Regions from separate parts of the Homo sapiens genome. Here region 2 is linked to region 1. Evidence: chromatin loops called from intact Hi-C (ENCODE). Cell type or tissue: mammary epithelial cell. All regions are shown on one strand. Each heading gives the region's core, and the rest is flanking DNA. Links, peaks and the distances in the headings are about the cores only. Region 1 overlaps LINC02300 (long intergenic non-protein coding RNA 2300). Region 2 has its middle 200 kb from the start of LINC02300.

Region 1 (8,346 bases), core at 93-8,092:
CTAAAGGAAAACTACATATTTCAAATCAGTTTAATCTAAAATACTCTCCGGCCTTGCTAATTGTTTTTTAGTTTCTTATTTTCTGTTCAAATAAAACAGGATAATAAAGTACTGGTATCTTAAATTCTTATAAAAGTCATAATAGTATATCTTCTTTTTTTTGTCAGTGGATCATTTCAATACTGGCAAGTAGGTCATATAAATGTCATATATCTGGCCAATATCTAAAGTTATTTTTAATATTTCCAATTGCTAAAGAAAATTATATCTGAAGAATTGTTATTGATAGAAATTTTGCCCTCTACCAATACTAAATTGTGTCATCTATATAAAACTACTGCTTTTCTTTAAAATAAAAATTTTAATAACTTCCAGTTCTTATTTGTTGTTCTTTTACATAAGCTACGAGTAATTATTTTGCCTGAATATTTTAATCTTGTTTTTACTCCTAAAATTTACCCAGTTAATAATGCATGTATAGTGATTTTAATTGGTATGGTTTGTAATTATGCATATTCAGATTAAACAAGACAAATGGCAGGACTCGTAATGGCATCATATTAAAAATATAATACGTTTAAAATATATTTAAAAGTATAATTATAAAAAAGAATGAGAGCTATTTTAAAATGTTTTCTAGATATAAATAATCACATTTACTAAAGGGTATTACAGAAATCCCATAAGCAAAAGATATTACAAAGGATTATTTAGAGAAACAATTGGAACTCAGACTTCTTGATAACTACTTGCTACTGCTGACCAAATACAAACTGAGTGTAATCTACCATGATTAATTGCTTGTGTTTTTTTCAAAACTGTGTAATTGAGAAACAGTGTAATCAATGATATAAATGTAACTCCAATGTATCTTTTATACACAACTTTAATGGCTTTTATTCTCTCTAACTTTTCCTATACATAAGAGCAAACTGTATTTGCAAAAGATCAGTTTCTTTTATTGCCCTGATCCCAGATAAATTGTAATTTTTTATCACATAAAGCATAGAAATATATATGAAGATGGAAAATTAAAACATGTCTTATTTGATAGTCTGACTGAATTGAGGTGGCAAATGGGCTCTTGAATATAACACACTAAACAAATATAAGAAGTTGTTATTATATCTTAATAAAAGCCCAAAATAAATAAATAACCTGATTTCCTGTACTTTGTGCAGTGTCTGAACTACTACAGAAAAGAACTGGTCAGGGAGTTGACTTCTGCCTGGCTGATTGATGCACCCCAATCTACATCATCCTTCAGAATGAGCTTAGTAGCCCACCTGGAGTACTACTCAGGAGCCATTGACATCCGGTTCAATGACCCTTCATCACCTCGAGTCCTCTCTTAAAATTTCCATTAAAAGAGGTCAAATGCTGCCTGGCAGCCTGTTAGTAGTTCCCGCCTTAAAGGCACCCAATTTTCATTTATGGTTTGTTAGTTATTTATGATGTATTCTTCATCAGGGCTTTTACTATAGCTTCCAATTCTTTTAGTGTCTTTTCTTCACCTGCTCAAAGAACTTCTGATTGAAAAAATTAACTTGATACCAAGGAAAATTGAATTTACTTCTACCTTTATCCTTTAAGATTTCTTTTATTTCTGGGTGATAGGTGATAAAACAGGATTTCCAACAACTACAAAGCTCCCCTTTCTGTGGCTGATAAATTTAATATTATCCCAGAATACTTGTTTAAATTTAAAAAGCTAACAGAAATCTATGCTATCAGAAAAGATCCCTCAAGTAAACACCTTTTTTTCAAAATAAACCTGCGTGTTTTTATCTTTTGTATTCTGATTACCATAAAAACAGACAATCACACATACAGAATTGTTTCAAAATATTAATGCTTTCTTATTCCAGGGCAAGCAGAGAAAGCTATAAGAACATCACATAGAGACTGGTATATAGATTATTATTGCAAACAATTTTTATACTGATCTAAGATTCATTACTGAAGCACCTAGCATAAAAATGTTTACAAAATAAAAGAGCTCCCTCTCTGCATAAAAAAGATCTCCGTATTTATGCCAGCAAAAATAAAATTTATGATGGCTCTCAATTGTAAGGCTCTGAAGCCAGCACTCAGAGTCAATTGCACTTTTCAACCAATGATCTCCAAGTGCTTTACCAATAAGGGTTATTGAAAGTGTTTCACACAAGAGCAAATACAGATGACCTATCAAAATCATGGAGCAAATTTCAAACCAGCTCATGAACTAAACACTATATAATGTATGTGTATTTATTTGTTTTAATGTTCACATCATGGTGTCTACTCCCTCGTTTTTGAAAAGTTTAGGACTACTTGTGTTAATTAACAAGCACCACAAAATTATAGCATATGGTTATGTATTCGTTTTAAAGGACACAAGTATTATATATGAGGCTCATTATTTCAGATTAGCATGTCATTAAGATATGTATGAGTTTGTTTCAATATACAGGGAGTGAAAATCAGTTGTGAAATATAGTGAATTCTCAAATATCTGTTTGAATGGAGAAAAGAAAGTACATGAGTTGCCTAAACTGGCTGTTTTAACTATTTATGTTTCCCTTAAATACTTTTAACTACATTTTTGTGTTTGGATGTGAAAATATTTTCATCCCAGAAAAACATAATTCATCAAACTGAACTGTAAAAACACATTATAAATATATGATGCGAGAACAGCAAAACACTGGTTAAGCTTCTCTGTGCACTCTTCTTTCCGAGTTCCATCCCCAACCCTCTTCTGGCCAGAAGGGAATAATCTCTCAGACAAAGGAAGCACACTCATGCTCTTTCTTTCTAAGCTTGCATCTTTCCTAGCTTATCCTGTCCCCGCAGAGAAAATGATTTTTACATATTTTTGGTAGTAAGTTAATCTTTAATTGAAATATTTTAGGCTAATAACTATGATTGAGCTAAATGCCACTGTTCCAATTCCACCACAGTTCATGTAATACTGCACTATTGCAGGTAGAGTCATATTCATTTCTGCATCTTTGTGGGAAGGAACTGTGATCTCTTTCCCGCCTTTATGCTCAGCGTCATGTACTGTGCCTAGTGTAAGGTGGCACTCGGTGAGAGTTTGAAAATACATAAAAGAACAAATAGAATAAGGTATAATCAAAATTGACATTGGCTCATCATGTCTGCTTTGACTTTGTTTTCCACAATAACACTTCCAAAGATGGCAAAGAATAGAAAAGCTATTTCTGCTGCTTAATCCACATATATTAGAAGAAGCAGCTTAATGTACCACTAATATGTATGCTATTTCTATAACAAAATGCCAAGCAAAAACAAATAGTAAAGCTGCAACCAGTGTAGATGTTTTATATAGTGCAAAGCTTGATAAAAAGAAAACTTCACATTTATTTATACAAAAACCTGGTGTGTGCGTGTATATATGTGTATATATTTACACATATATAGTTATGATCCCATTTCATTATAGTACATGTATGTCTTGCTTTTTCTTGTTCTTTTTCTCCTGCAGTTGAGAGAACTCTTCCCTCTATCCTTCTACAGGAATACCAGCAAGCAGACAACCCCAGAATCACATTTCATAACACAACTCCAGGAACCCAGTGGCCACAGAAAAGCCTTCTTTCATTGTGACTAGTTTTAGGACCTCTGGGATATTAATTCATCATTGTGCCCTCTCATCACTTCATCCATTATGCCTGTCTATAGCTCACGGAGAGCAAAGAATGACGCAGACGCCTACTGAAGCAATAGCGTGAGATTACCAACACAATGACTTTCAGTGTGGGTAGGGAATTGACGATACCGGCAGAAATGACTACAATCTGCTTTAGAAATATCCGTGTTGGTCTGGCCTTTTAAGGCTGCTACATAAGTGAGATTAGTAATATTAATCTATTCTTCAGCGAGGAAAGTTATTGTATGTGGAAAATTAAATAGGACCATCCATTTTAGAATTGAAATGCTAAGCTAAAACCTTCTTCTGCAGCCTCATCCTTTTTCTAGAGAGTGGTACATGTGTCAATGTTGCAGGAAAGCATCCTTGCTCTCTTCCTTTGTTTGGATCCGGTTTTACAAACAACCGTAGTATCCATTTCCTCGGCTTACAAAACCTGTGAACAAGCACAGCCGAGAACCAGCCATTTTATTCTTCCTTCAAAATGCATGAAAATGTCAACTGCCTTTTCCATGCTTCCCCATAAAACATCAATGAACTGATAAAAAGCAAATGAGTGTGCCTAGTTAACCAATAAATGTAGGATTTTTTTTTCATGTTCCTGTGAGTTAACTTGCAAAATTCCGAGATTAGCAACTAGTCTTTGAATGAACTAGAAACATAATTTTGTCTCTCACAAATGTAGACGCTTTGTGCTAACAAAGATTTTTCTCTGAACACTGTTTTTCACTCCTTGAAATGAATGGTAATAAGTAGGGGCTGAAAAACATGGAACTCACTTCTTTTTGAGACGGAAGCTGAGCGCCATCTCGTGGTGACAGGCCTCTATGACTCTCCTAGCATTGTAACTCAGAGGAGGAAAAAAAGGGCTGTAATGTTTTCCTGTGTTGTTCTTTTTAGCAGCAAAGACCAGTCTTGACTTTTGTAAGGAAAACTTTTGAACACTCACATCATATCTGAGGGAAGCAATACACTAATGCAATAATCCCAAGGTAAAGCAGATTTCTAGGTCACTGAATTTATTGTAATCTTTTTTAGACATTTACAAGTTATATTTGCTTAACTATAGTTCTATGCATTTCCTTAGAAGAGTAGGTCATTGGGGTACAGGAGGATGAAAAAAAAACGTTTAATTAGCCTCCTTGCTCTGCATGTGGATATTAATAGCTCTTATATTTGAAACCCAGTTTTCACAAATTCTTTTATCTATTTAACTTTTGAAATAAATTACTAAAATATTATCACTCTATTGAGAAAAAAATTGGAATACAGTCTTACTACTTACTGATACTTACTAGTACATTTGTCTTTATTTAGTATTTTATTCTATTACCCATTTAGTCAACTTGGACTGAGTCTAGCTATAGATTTGTGCACCAAATTAGCACTTTCAATATTTTTCCTACAGTAAAATTCTACTCTTCATCTCTAGCAAAGCAGCTGTACAACTGTCTTGCTTATCCCACATTACTCACATGGGAGTATGGTTACAAAGACAAACTGTATAAATTGAAATCTCTTTGTTGCTCCATTCCTTACGTTAGCAAAAAATAAAAACATTCTAGTCATGTCAACATATTAAGGATCAGAAACTAAGCAGATGGGTATCTTTTAAATAAGCATGAAAAAGAAAAGTTATGATTTGTTTTTCAGTTGCTTTACCAAATGAGACTTCTATAGATTTAAAAAAAACGTAAAGCTTTAGATCTCAACAAGAAAATCCATTCTTACAGTGGATTTACCTTGCTATCATTCTAGAGTCCAAGCCCGTCATAATAAGCGCAACCATAAATCCTTGGTCAGTGACTCTGAACCTATTGGCTTCACAAGGAATCATTTCCCAACCATAAATATAAGCTGATTGAAAACCAAGGTCATGTCTTCATGATGATTTACAGAGCTATTTAGGGAAACTGTCTAGGACTTAATCCAAATGAACAGGAACAATTTCCACAAATGTAAAAGTATGTTATATGGAAATATTCAAATAAATAGATAGACACATAATAGAATTTTTAAACTATGTTCTCTTCATTTTGTGGACTAAAGGCAGTGGGAAAAAAGATAAATAACTGATTGTAAATACCACCAGAGAAAGGCTGGAGAAATGAAAAAAATAGCAATGTTTAAGGAGAAAGCTGGAGTATATTTCTGGGCATACATTATCATACTGTGAGAGCTCACTCATCCCTGTCCTCTTCAGCCCTGAAATTCCTTGTGATATTATCCCTATCACTATTCCTTCATGGAAATCTCAACTGACCTCTCTGACTAGGTCAAATTGCCCTATTATGTACTTCATAGCACATGTATCTCAATTTCATAGCTTTTATCACAAAGGCAGTTTTATGTGATTATTTGATTAATTTGTGTCTCTTATATTGAACAGTACACTTCATAAGGATATCATTATATTGTGAGTGACACAGATATGCATGGTGTTTAGAACAGAGATTGGCCTCGATGAATAAATGTTCACTACATAAATGAATAAAAGAATGAAAGAAAGTAAAGAATTTGACAGTGATTCAAGTTTATATCTTATTTTGGATTTGTATCTGTATGTATTATATGTGAAGCCCTTGTTCAATCTACAAATAAAAAAACTAGCAATAACAAATGGAGTTGAGCAAAATTCTCAAGAATGTAAGATACCCATTTGAAATTAATTGGGTTCTTGAGGAAGCCTTGCAAACAACGTTAGGTCATTAAGTCAGTAGCATTCCAATATTCTCATAGACTGCATCTTGTCCCTTTCAATCCTTTCCCTTATTGCAATATGTCAGATGTCTGACCAACTTTTTTGTTGTTTGCTTGCTAACATTAACAAAGATAATAAAGTTTCTATTTTATATAAAATGCACTGCTAAGCTAAACTCAATACTCTAAACAGATGAGTGACATTGACATTTGCAGAAAATATTGCTTTCATAGTCCCGAGGCAGAGGGTGAAATATTTTAAAGCAGCTAAGGGTTAGCAGCATTGTTTCAAAGCTGAAACAGAATAGAATTAAACAGAGGGAAAAAAAGGGCTTGTTGAGTAGCAACTATTGCATGAAATGTCTTCCCAGATATATTCTTGTATGTGGGTGCTCATGCACTGGTGACGATGTAAAATATATTATTCCCTTAGGATAATCAAAATATGTGAAAGCCATTGTGCTTGAGCAGAGGCAAGCAAAAATTTTTCCCTAAAAAGCAGATATTAGAAAATTTAGGTTACACGGCCATATACTCTCTGTTGCAACAACCCAACTTTGCTTTTCTAGCATGAAAGCATCCATGGGCAGTACACTAACAAACACATGCATCTATGTTACAATAACTTTTTTTTTTTTTTTACAAAAACAGGCATCCAGTAGGCTTGGCCCACATGCCACAGGATCAAAAGAAGTGAGGCTCTTCTCATTTAGAATTTCTACAAATAAGAAAACTATGTATTAATTTGGCATCAAAAAACTCCAATGTCAGTGATAACGTGATTCTCATTTGAACAAAGGGACAGGATATGACATTTTTACAGTGTCCTAACATGCTCTCTGATGGCCACCTTCCATTTTACCTTTATTGACACAATGTTTCACACTGGCTTCCAAAAGATTTATAAAATAATTTCTACTTTTACCTATTGAGAGCCATTTGGATGAATAATTTCCAATTAATTCTCTTAATCTACTTCATATGCTTTTTTGAAAGTCTAATACGTTTACCTTCTTTCTCTTTCAACTGATTCTCTTCAGCATTTCACAGCCAGTGATATTGCCTTGACTGGGCCCTCAGTACTTTTATGTGTCAGATTCATCATCTTATTTACCAGACATCATTCATTCTCTGGTAGAGTATATGACTCAGGGACTGCTCAATCCACTGTGGAAAAAAAATATGATAATAAATTCACAAACATGAAATCTTGACTTTTCCACGTCTCTCTTTTCCAGTTGAGACCTTGATAGTTGAGAGCCCTGTATCTGCATAAATTCAATAGGCTCCAGAGAGTTAAGCCATTAACCTGGTATGATTCTCTAGCAAATTACAGTCACACATCAAAGATAATCTGTGACACTATTTCATGGATCTTTGAAAAGTCACTTGATTTTGTGTCAATGTCTTTTCTGGGGCTTTAGTAATGAGGTCTTATAAAGGACCCTAGAAAGACCACAAAAAGAGACAAGAAATAACTCCTCCTGGAAACCCTTTAGAAAATGGCTGTTTTGGAAAAGGAATCAAGAAACTAAGTTTATCTTATGAAAATTAGATGGTCTGTGAAAACACGGCTTCGTAGACTTAGAAGGGTTGATAAAGGATCTAAGCATAATCTGTTCCTCATATTTAAAAGACCAAAACTTAAGAACCAATTTAAGAGTAAGCAAGGAAAAGTCTGTGTGTCTCAAGATGCACCTCCAGAAATCTTGTCCAAAGAAGATTTAATCAGAAAGTCGTTTCAGACAAAACCTAATTTCTATCAAATTAATTTATACACATTTCTACTAATTTTCTACTTTTAAAAGACTTCATTTCTAGTAGCTAATTTCTGCTATTTAAATTCTACTGAGAACTGGAATATGTCTAACAACAAACTTAAGATCATTTTGATATTTAAATAAAGAATCCCAGCTTTCCCAACACATAAAAGAAGTCCTTTGTAACTATGATCTAACACTTCTTCAAAACACTTAGCCCAAAGCTCACTA
Region 2 (8,346 bases), core at 56-8,055, 200 kb before region 1:
CACACACCGAGAGACTGCTATACCCAGTTTAACATATATGGAGTCTTGTGATTTGTCAGAAAGCTGCAAAGGTAGAAAAACATGAGGTAAATCAGTCTTTTGTGCTCTATTTTTTCACCAATATGCTAATCATTCCTTAAGAGTATGTAAATGAATTTATCATATGCCCTAGAGCTTCCTGAAGTAAGTTATTTGAGCAGAGGTAATTTACTTCAAAAGAGAAGGAGCAAGATTCTTTTTATTTGTCTTTTAGTCTTAACATTAAATCAAAGCTATTCGGAGAGGTGAAAAGAAAATTAAGATGCTGTTCTATAAAAGTAGTGGATACCAAGTTCAAATCTGATCGCAGAAAACGGCACAGCACAGAGAATGTTTCAAAATAATTAACAGCTGTGGCTATCTTTCTAACAAACTTAGAAAGATATGTTAGAAATCCCTTAGCAGATTGCCACCTGTTCTCTTGCAGCTGGCTCCTATGGAAAAAAAAATCATAATGAGTGTAATCAGTTCTCTTTCCCAGCGTCCTAACATAACAATGAAGTCTGCAAGGGCTACCTACCAAGACAGCATAAACTTATTATCTGTGCCCAGATCTTTTTATTTTTTAGGAGATCAACTAATCACAGTCAGTTTTTCTCAGCAGGAATCATAGAAATTGTTTACACTTGGAAAAAGAAAGAGACTAACATCCTGGAGCCAAATTTGTAAGAGGTCCACATTCTGGGGTCCCACTGGGCAAATGCATCCTCCAGCAACATCTGGTTTCTCCTAAGTTTCCTCTTTTCTTCACACTACTAGTGCTTACTCCTGAGAAATTCAAGTGTGTTCAAAAGTAAAAGGGAACAAAGGCAGATCTATATATGGGCTCTGCACTCCAACATTATTTATGTTATAAATAGTCAGAGAATCTTGTGATTGTCATGATTAGGAACTACCATAAAACTCAATACCTTTTGCTTTCTTATCTTTTTTCCAAGAACTGTGATGTCTCTTTTTATTAATTATGCAAGAAACTTTCTGCTTACTTTTCTTTCTCCCTTCAATCTGGATGTTAGAAACACTCATCTAGACGTGTCTGTCACAGGAGCCTAAATGCTCAACATCTCCTTCTGGCAGATGTGTCCCTGCCTGTGGACTCCTGATCAGCAAAAGGGTGTTAGATCAATCTTTATATTTGTCTAACCACCGAATAAATCAGCAGACCCCTACATGCCTATCCCTGATGTGGCCTATGGGAAGGTTCTTTTCAATTAATTAATAATAATATCTGTCATTGATTTGGACTGGAAAATGCAAAGATAAGTGCTGGTAGAGACAGAATGAATGAAGAATGAAAAAGAGGCTGAATAGATTATGAAAAAGAAATCAGAAAATTGAGAGCAGGAGAGAAAAGGGAAGAACAGTTTCTGGACCTGCCTTGAATCTAGATCTCTTCTATTCTAATCTACTTAAGTAATAAAACTTTATAATAAACCCTGTTTTTTTCCATAACATGTATAACTGTTTTTTCTCTCATGAACATAATACAGGAAATATATTAACAGTGCCTATACACCAGGATATTTAAAATATATATACTTTATTTTGCATAATCCTATTCACTCACTGTTTCAGTTCTTTTTCCAAGAAACTCCTAAGGAAGCTTTTTTTCTTTCTTTCTTTTTTTTTTTTTTTTTTTTCAAAAAGCTCTTATTGAAGCCCTTAGGGCAGTGATCCTCAAAGTATAGCTCTGAGACCAGTCCCATGAGCATCACCTGGAAACATGCTGGAAATGCAAATTTCCAAGCCCAACTCCATACATACAAATTTCCAAGCCCAACTCCCCACATCCATAGGATGTGGATAAACTAGAATAGAAACTTCGTGTGGGTGGGGCCCCAAAACCTGTTTTTTCAGCAAACTCTTCTGTACTTGGACCCTCCTACAAACTAAAATTTGAGAGCAACAGCAATATGACATTGAAAATTATGGGACTATATCATCTCTATGTTCTAAGTTTAAAAAGAATATGTGGACTGAATTACATTAACTGTTAAATGTATTAAAAAGTGGTTTACTCAATCAAAAATTTACTGAACAATACCTAATTCAAGGTAGTGAATTAAGGTTAAGAAAATCATGAAAATAGTAGTCACAGCCAGGTAGAGGAAGCTGTGCCTGTAATTGCAGCAATTTGGGAGGCCAAGGTGGGAGGATCACTTGAGCCCATGAGTTGGACATCAGCCTGTCAACATACTGAGACTCTTATCTCTACAAAAATAAAACATTAGCTGGGCATGGTGGTGCATGAATGCAGTCCTAGCTACTTGGGATGCTGAGGCTGGAGAACAACTTGAGCCTAGGATTTTGAGGCTGCACTGAGCTCTTATTGTACCACTGGACTCCAGCCTGAGTGAAAGAGTGAGACTCTGTCAGAAGAAAAAAAAGAAAGGAGGAGAAGGAGGAAGAGAAGGAAAAAGAAGGAGGAGGAGGAAGAGGAGGAGGAGAGGAGAAGAAAAGGAAGAGAAGAGGAGAAGAAAAGGAAAAGGAGAGGAGAAGAAAAGGAAAAGGAGAGGAGAAAAGAGAAAAGAGAGAGAGAAAGAAGAAAAAGAAAGAAAGAAAGAGAAAGAAAGGGCTACATATGATGATATATTTGAAAATAGACATATTTACCAAGTTTTAGTGCATGCAGAAGAAGTCATTATAGATGTCAAGGAGATGGAATCTGAGCAGAGAAAAAGCAATTTCTATGCACATAGCAAATTGTTATACTATACGTCGTGGCAGCTAGTAGTATTTTCCCAGCAAGTGATAGGATAATCTGGAGAGCAATTTTTCTTTATCATGACACATGATTGCAGAACCAATGCAGTATGTCTTCCAATTTTTTACCAACTACTTTGTGCTTCAAATCAGAAAGATTTAAGTAATATTGAGATCTAACCAGAGTTCATATCAATAGCTTTCTTATGGAACCAGTGTACAATTAGAAACTCCATGATATTTAAGAAGAAATTCTATGTATACTACCTTCAAGATACCATATCTGTTGGGAGCTGAAAAGGCCAAAGGGATTGTGACCAACTCAGCATTTCACTGGAGGCTATATGATCAAACAGCAAACTGTTTATCATGAATGCAGGATGTGGGCAAGTTCACAACTGTGCCTGCCACCAGGAGGTTTGCTGAGGGCGGTCACTCCCTGGCGCCTGGCCCCTTGAGGTTATCTACTGGGACATCTAGAGGCTATTGTTCAAGGCATGCAGTCTTGGACCGAGCAGCTGACCTCTTCTTCCACCCCCACTTCTCACAATCTCTTTTGCCTGATAAATATGGAGAGCTGTGTAAAGCTCAGGACCCTTGTCTACTAGAGGCAAGGTGCTCCCTGACCGCTTCTTCTAAACATACTCTTTTGTCTTTTGTCTTTATGCCCACATTTGTCAACCTTTGTTAAGTCCCCCAAGATCCATGCAGGTAACAAGTGGTGCCCCAGAACAGGGACTCTGAGGACGTCGACAAGTGACGTCTGAACACAGGGACTTCAAGGATTTGAATGAAGAACGTCTGCTGGAGCAGATAAACTGAAATTGACAAGGCGAACGGGGACCCCAGGATGAATCTACAAGCAGTGGATATAAGGTCAGTGCCCTAAAGAGGTACTGGGAACAGTGCTTTAAAGAAGTACTGGGAACGGGAAGTTTTCTGAATCAAGGTAACATGGGGCAGAATTTGTCTACTGAAGAAAAACATTATGTGAAGTTGCTTAAAGTTTTGTTAAAACAAACTGGGGCTCAGGTTAGTTCTCAGACATTAACTAAGATGCTGCAGGAGGTTATTACACATAACCCATGGTTTCCACAGGCAGGCACTCTTGATGTGGAAAATTGGGACAGAGCAGGAGAAGGATTAAAATGGGCTCATCAAAAGGGTCTTAAAGTTGATTCTTCTGTTTTCCCCACTTGAAGTTTAATTCATACTGTACTTCTACCATTATCTCATTATTCTGTGGGACAGCAGGCTGAGTCTAAAAATCTGAAAGAATCTGTTGACCCACCCACAGCACCGATTGAAAATAAAAGACAGGAGAGAGAAGATAAAAATTGGCCTATACTGCCTCCTTCAGTTGCGGAAACATCTGTACTGCCTCCTTTGGTAGCAGAAATAGAGACCCCAATACAAAGAATTTTACACTCTGCTGCCATAGCTGGAGAGTCCTTAGGACCTTGTGCTTTTCCTGTTTCTGTAAGGACTGATCCAAATAATCCACAGCAGCTTATTCATGAACACACTCCACTAGAGTTTAAGTTGTTAAAGGAATTATAAGCAAGTGTAGTAAATAATGGCATACAGAGCCCATTCACTTTAGGATTGCTAGAATCTGTGTTCGGTGCTATGCGTCTTTTACCCTTTGATGTAAAACATTTGGCATAAACTTGCTTGTCTGCTAGTGCATATCTGACATGGAATTTAAATTGGCGAGAAATGTGTGCAGACCAGGCTAGAGAGAACCGTGATGCCAGACATGGAGACATTACAGAGGATATGCTATTGGGTAATAGCCCTTATTCAGACTGGAACATCAAATGGCACTCCCAGATGCTGTATCAGCAGTGTGCACAGGCTGCTAAACATGCCTGGACCACAATTCCAGAAGAGGGAGTCCCAGTACATCCTTTTTACATATTATGCAAGGGTCACAGGATCCCTATGTGCAATTTCTTGTAAGATTACAAGAGGCAGTGAAGCATCAGATTCCTCATGCCACTGCTGCAGAAATGCTAACCGTAACTTTAGCTTTTGATAATGCAAATGTGGATTGTAAACATGCACTGGCACCTGTGAGGTGTACAAAAAACTTGGGAAATTTTCTCAGAGCTTGTCAGAATGTAGGAACTGAGCTTCATCGCTCTTCAATGTTAACTGAAGCTGTGGGGAAAAGAAAGAGAGATTAGATTGTTACTGTGTCTATGTAGAGAAGGAAGATATAAGAAATTCCATTTTGATCTGTACTAAAATAAATTGTTCTGCTTTGAGATGCTGTTAATCTGTATCTTTAGCCCCAACCCTGTGCTCACAGAAACATGTGCTGTATTGAATCAAGGTTTAATGGATTTAGGGCTGTGCAGGATGTGCCTTGTTAGCAACATGTTTGCAGGCAGTATGCCTGGTAAAAGTCATCGCCATTCTCCATTCTCTATTTTTTTTAATTAATTAATTTATTTATTTATTGTTATACTTTAAGTTTTAGGGTACATGTGCACATTGTGCAGGTTAGTTACATACGTATACATGTGCCATGCTGGTGTGCTGCACCCACTAACTCCTCATCTAGCATTAGGTATATCTCCCAATGCTATCCCTCCCCGCTCCACCCACCCCACAACAGTCCCCAGAGTGTGATGTTCCCCTTCTTGTGTCCATGTGATCTCATTGTTCAGTTCCCACCTATGAGTGAGAATATGCGGTGTTTGGATTTTTGTTCTTGCGATAGTTTACTGAGAATGATGGTTTCCAATTTCATCCATGTCCCTACAAAGGACATGAACTCATCATTTTTTATGGCTGCATAGTATTCCATGGTGTATATGTGCCACATTTTCTTAATCCAGTCTATCACTGTTGGACATTTGGCTTGGTTCCAAGTCTTTGCTATTGTGAATAATGGTGCAATAAACATATGTGTGCATGTGTCTGTATAGCAGCATGATTTATAGTCCTTTGGGTGTATACCCAGTAATGGGATGGCTGGGTCAAATGGTATTTCTAGTTCTAGATCCCTGAGGAATCGCCACACCGACTTCCACAATGGTTGAACTAGTTTACAGTCCCACCAACAGTGTAAAAGTGTTCCTATTTCTCCACATCCTCTCCAGCACCTGTTATTTCCTGACTTTTTAATGATTGCCATTCTAACTGGTGTGAGATGGTATCTCATTGTGGTTTTGATTTGCATTTCTCTGATGGCCAGTGATGGTGAGCATTTTTTCATGTGTTTTTTGGCTGCATAAATGTCTTCTTTTGAGAAGTGTCTGTTCATGTCCTTCGCCCACTTTTTGATGGGGTTTTTTTTTTCTTGTAAATTTGTTTGAGTTCATTGTAGATTCTGGATATTAGCCCTTTGTCAGATGAGTAGGTTGCGAAAATTTTCTCCCATTTTGTAGGTTGCCTGTTCACTCTGATGGTAGTTTCTTTTGCTGTGCAGAAGCTCTTTAGTTTAATTAGATCCCATTTGTCAATTTTGGCTTTTGTTGCCATTGCTTTTGGTGTTTTAGACATGAAGTCCATGCCCATGCCTATGTCCTGAATGGTAATGCCTAGGTTTTCTTCTAGGGTTTTTATGGTTTTAGGTCTAACGTTTTAAGTCTTTAATCCATCTTGAATCGATTTTTGTATAAGGTGTAAGGAAGGGATCCAGTTTCAGCTTTCTACATATGGCTAGCCAGTTTTCCCAGCACCGTTTATTAAATAGGGAATCCTTTTCCCATTGCTTGTTTTTCTCAGGTTTGTCAAAGATCAGATAGTTGTAGATATGCGGCGTTATGATAAAGGGGATATCACCACCAATCCCACAGAAATACAAACTACCATCAGAGAATACTACAAACACCTCTACGCAAATAAACTAGAAAATCTAGAAGAAATGGATAAATTCCTTGACACATACACTCTCCCAAGACTAAACCAGGAAGAAGTTGAATCTCTGAATAGACCAATAACAGGATCTGAAATTGTGGCAATAATCAATAGCTTACCAACGAAAAAGAGTCCAGGACCAGATGGATTCACAGCCGAATTCTACCAGAGGTACAAGGAGGAACTGGTACCATTCCTTCTGAAACTATTCCAATCAATAGAAAAAGAGGGAATCCTCCCTACCTCATTTTATGAGGCCAGCATCATTCTGATACCAAAGCCGGGCAGAGACACAACCAAAAAAAGAGAATTTTAGACCAATATCTTTGATGAACATTGATGCAAAAATCCTCAATAAAATACTGGCAAAGCAAATCCAGAGCACATCAAAAAGCTTATCCACCATGATCAAGTGGGCTTCATCCCTGGGATGCAAGGCTGGTTCAATATACGCAAATCAATAAATGTAATCCAGCATATAAACAGAGCCAAAGACAAAAACCACATGATTATCTCAATAGATGCAGAAAAGGCCTTTGACAAAATTCAACAACCCTTCATGCTAAAAACTCTCAATAAATTAGGTATTGATGGGACATATTTCAAAATAATAAGAGCTATCTATGACAAACCCACAGCCAATATCATACTGAATGGGCAAAAACTGGAAGCATTCCCTTTGAAAACTGGCACAAGACAGGGATGCCCTCTCTCACCACTCCTATTCAACATAGTGTTGGAAGTTCTGGCCAGGGCAATTAGGCAGGAGAAGGAAATAAAGGTATTCAATTAGGAAAAGAGGAAGTCAAATTGTCCCTGTTTGCAGATGACATGACTGTATATCTAGAAAACCCCATTATCTCAGCCCAAAATCTCCTTAAGCTGATAAGCAACTTCAGCAAAGTCTCAGGATACAAAATCAATGTGCAAAAATCACAAGCATTCTTATACACCAACAACAGACAAACAGAGAGCCAAATCATGAGTGAACTCCCATTCACAGTTGCTTCAAAGAGAACAAAATACCTAGGAATCCAACTTACAAGGGATGTGAAGGACCTCTTCAAGGAGAACTACAAACCACTGCTCAAGGAAATAAAAGAGGATACAAACAAATGGAAGAACATTCCATGCTCATGGGTAGGAAGAATCAATATCGTGAAAATGGCCATACTGCCCAAGGTAATTTACAGATTCAATGCCATCCCCATTAAGCTACCAATGCTTTTCTTCACAGAATTGGAAAAAACTACTTTAAAGTTCATATGGAACCAAAAAACAGCCCGCATCGCCAAGTCAATCCTAAGCCAAAAGAACAAAGCTGGAGGCATCACACTACCTGACTTCAAACTATACTACAAGGCTACAGTAACCAAAACAGCATGGTACTGGTACCAAAACAGAGATATAGATCAATGGAACAGAACAGATCCCTCCATTCTCTATTAACCAGGGACAAAATGCACTGTGGAAAGCCGCAGGGACTTCTGCCCAAGAAAGCCTGGGTATTGTCTAAAGTTTCCCCCAACTCAGCCTGAGATATGGCCTTGTGGGAAAGGAAAGACGTTACATCCCCCAGCCCGACACCCGTGAAGGGTCTGTGCTGAGGAAGAGTAGTGAAAGAGGGAGGCCTCTTTCCAGTTGAGATAAGAGGAAGGCTTCTGTCTCCTGCTCATCCCTGGGAATGGAATGTCTCGGTGTAAAGCCGACCATTCATTCTATTCTGAGATAGGA

Evidence for each region. Hi-C counts contacts between places; a loop is a spot of excess contacts. Peaks named below come from ENCODE experiments on the same cell type or tissue, not always from the same donor. Only the 100,000 strongest peaks of a DNase experiment are listed, where the experiment ranks them.
Region 2: it touches region 1 in a loop (16-fold over the local background); 2 of 110 quality-filtered maps call a loop at or near these places.

The regions. Positions count from the first base shown.
Region 1 is chr14:28,604,957-28,613,302 of GRCh38, forward strand. LINC02300 (long intergenic non-protein coding RNA 2300) reads right to left here. Exons shown (of 3, transcript XR_001750690.2): 2 at 7,366-7,522. It overlaps LOC107984684 (a long non-coding RNA gene), which reads left to right. Exons shown (of 3, transcript XR_001750691.2): 3 at 1-1,154. Among named protein-coding and RNA genes, the nearest start is that of LINC02300, 4.5 kb to the right of the region's middle. In mammary epithelial cell, for the core only: a CTCF peak has its summit at 4,476 (motif pointing left); no DNase peak of the experiment used is centred there.
Region 2 is chr14:28,407,682-28,416,027 of GRCh38, forward strand. No RefSeq gene overlaps it. Among named protein-coding and RNA genes, the nearest start is that of LINC02300, 200 kb to the right of the region's middle. In mammary epithelial cell, for the core only: a CTCF peak has its summit at 4,622; no DNase peak of the experiment used is centred there.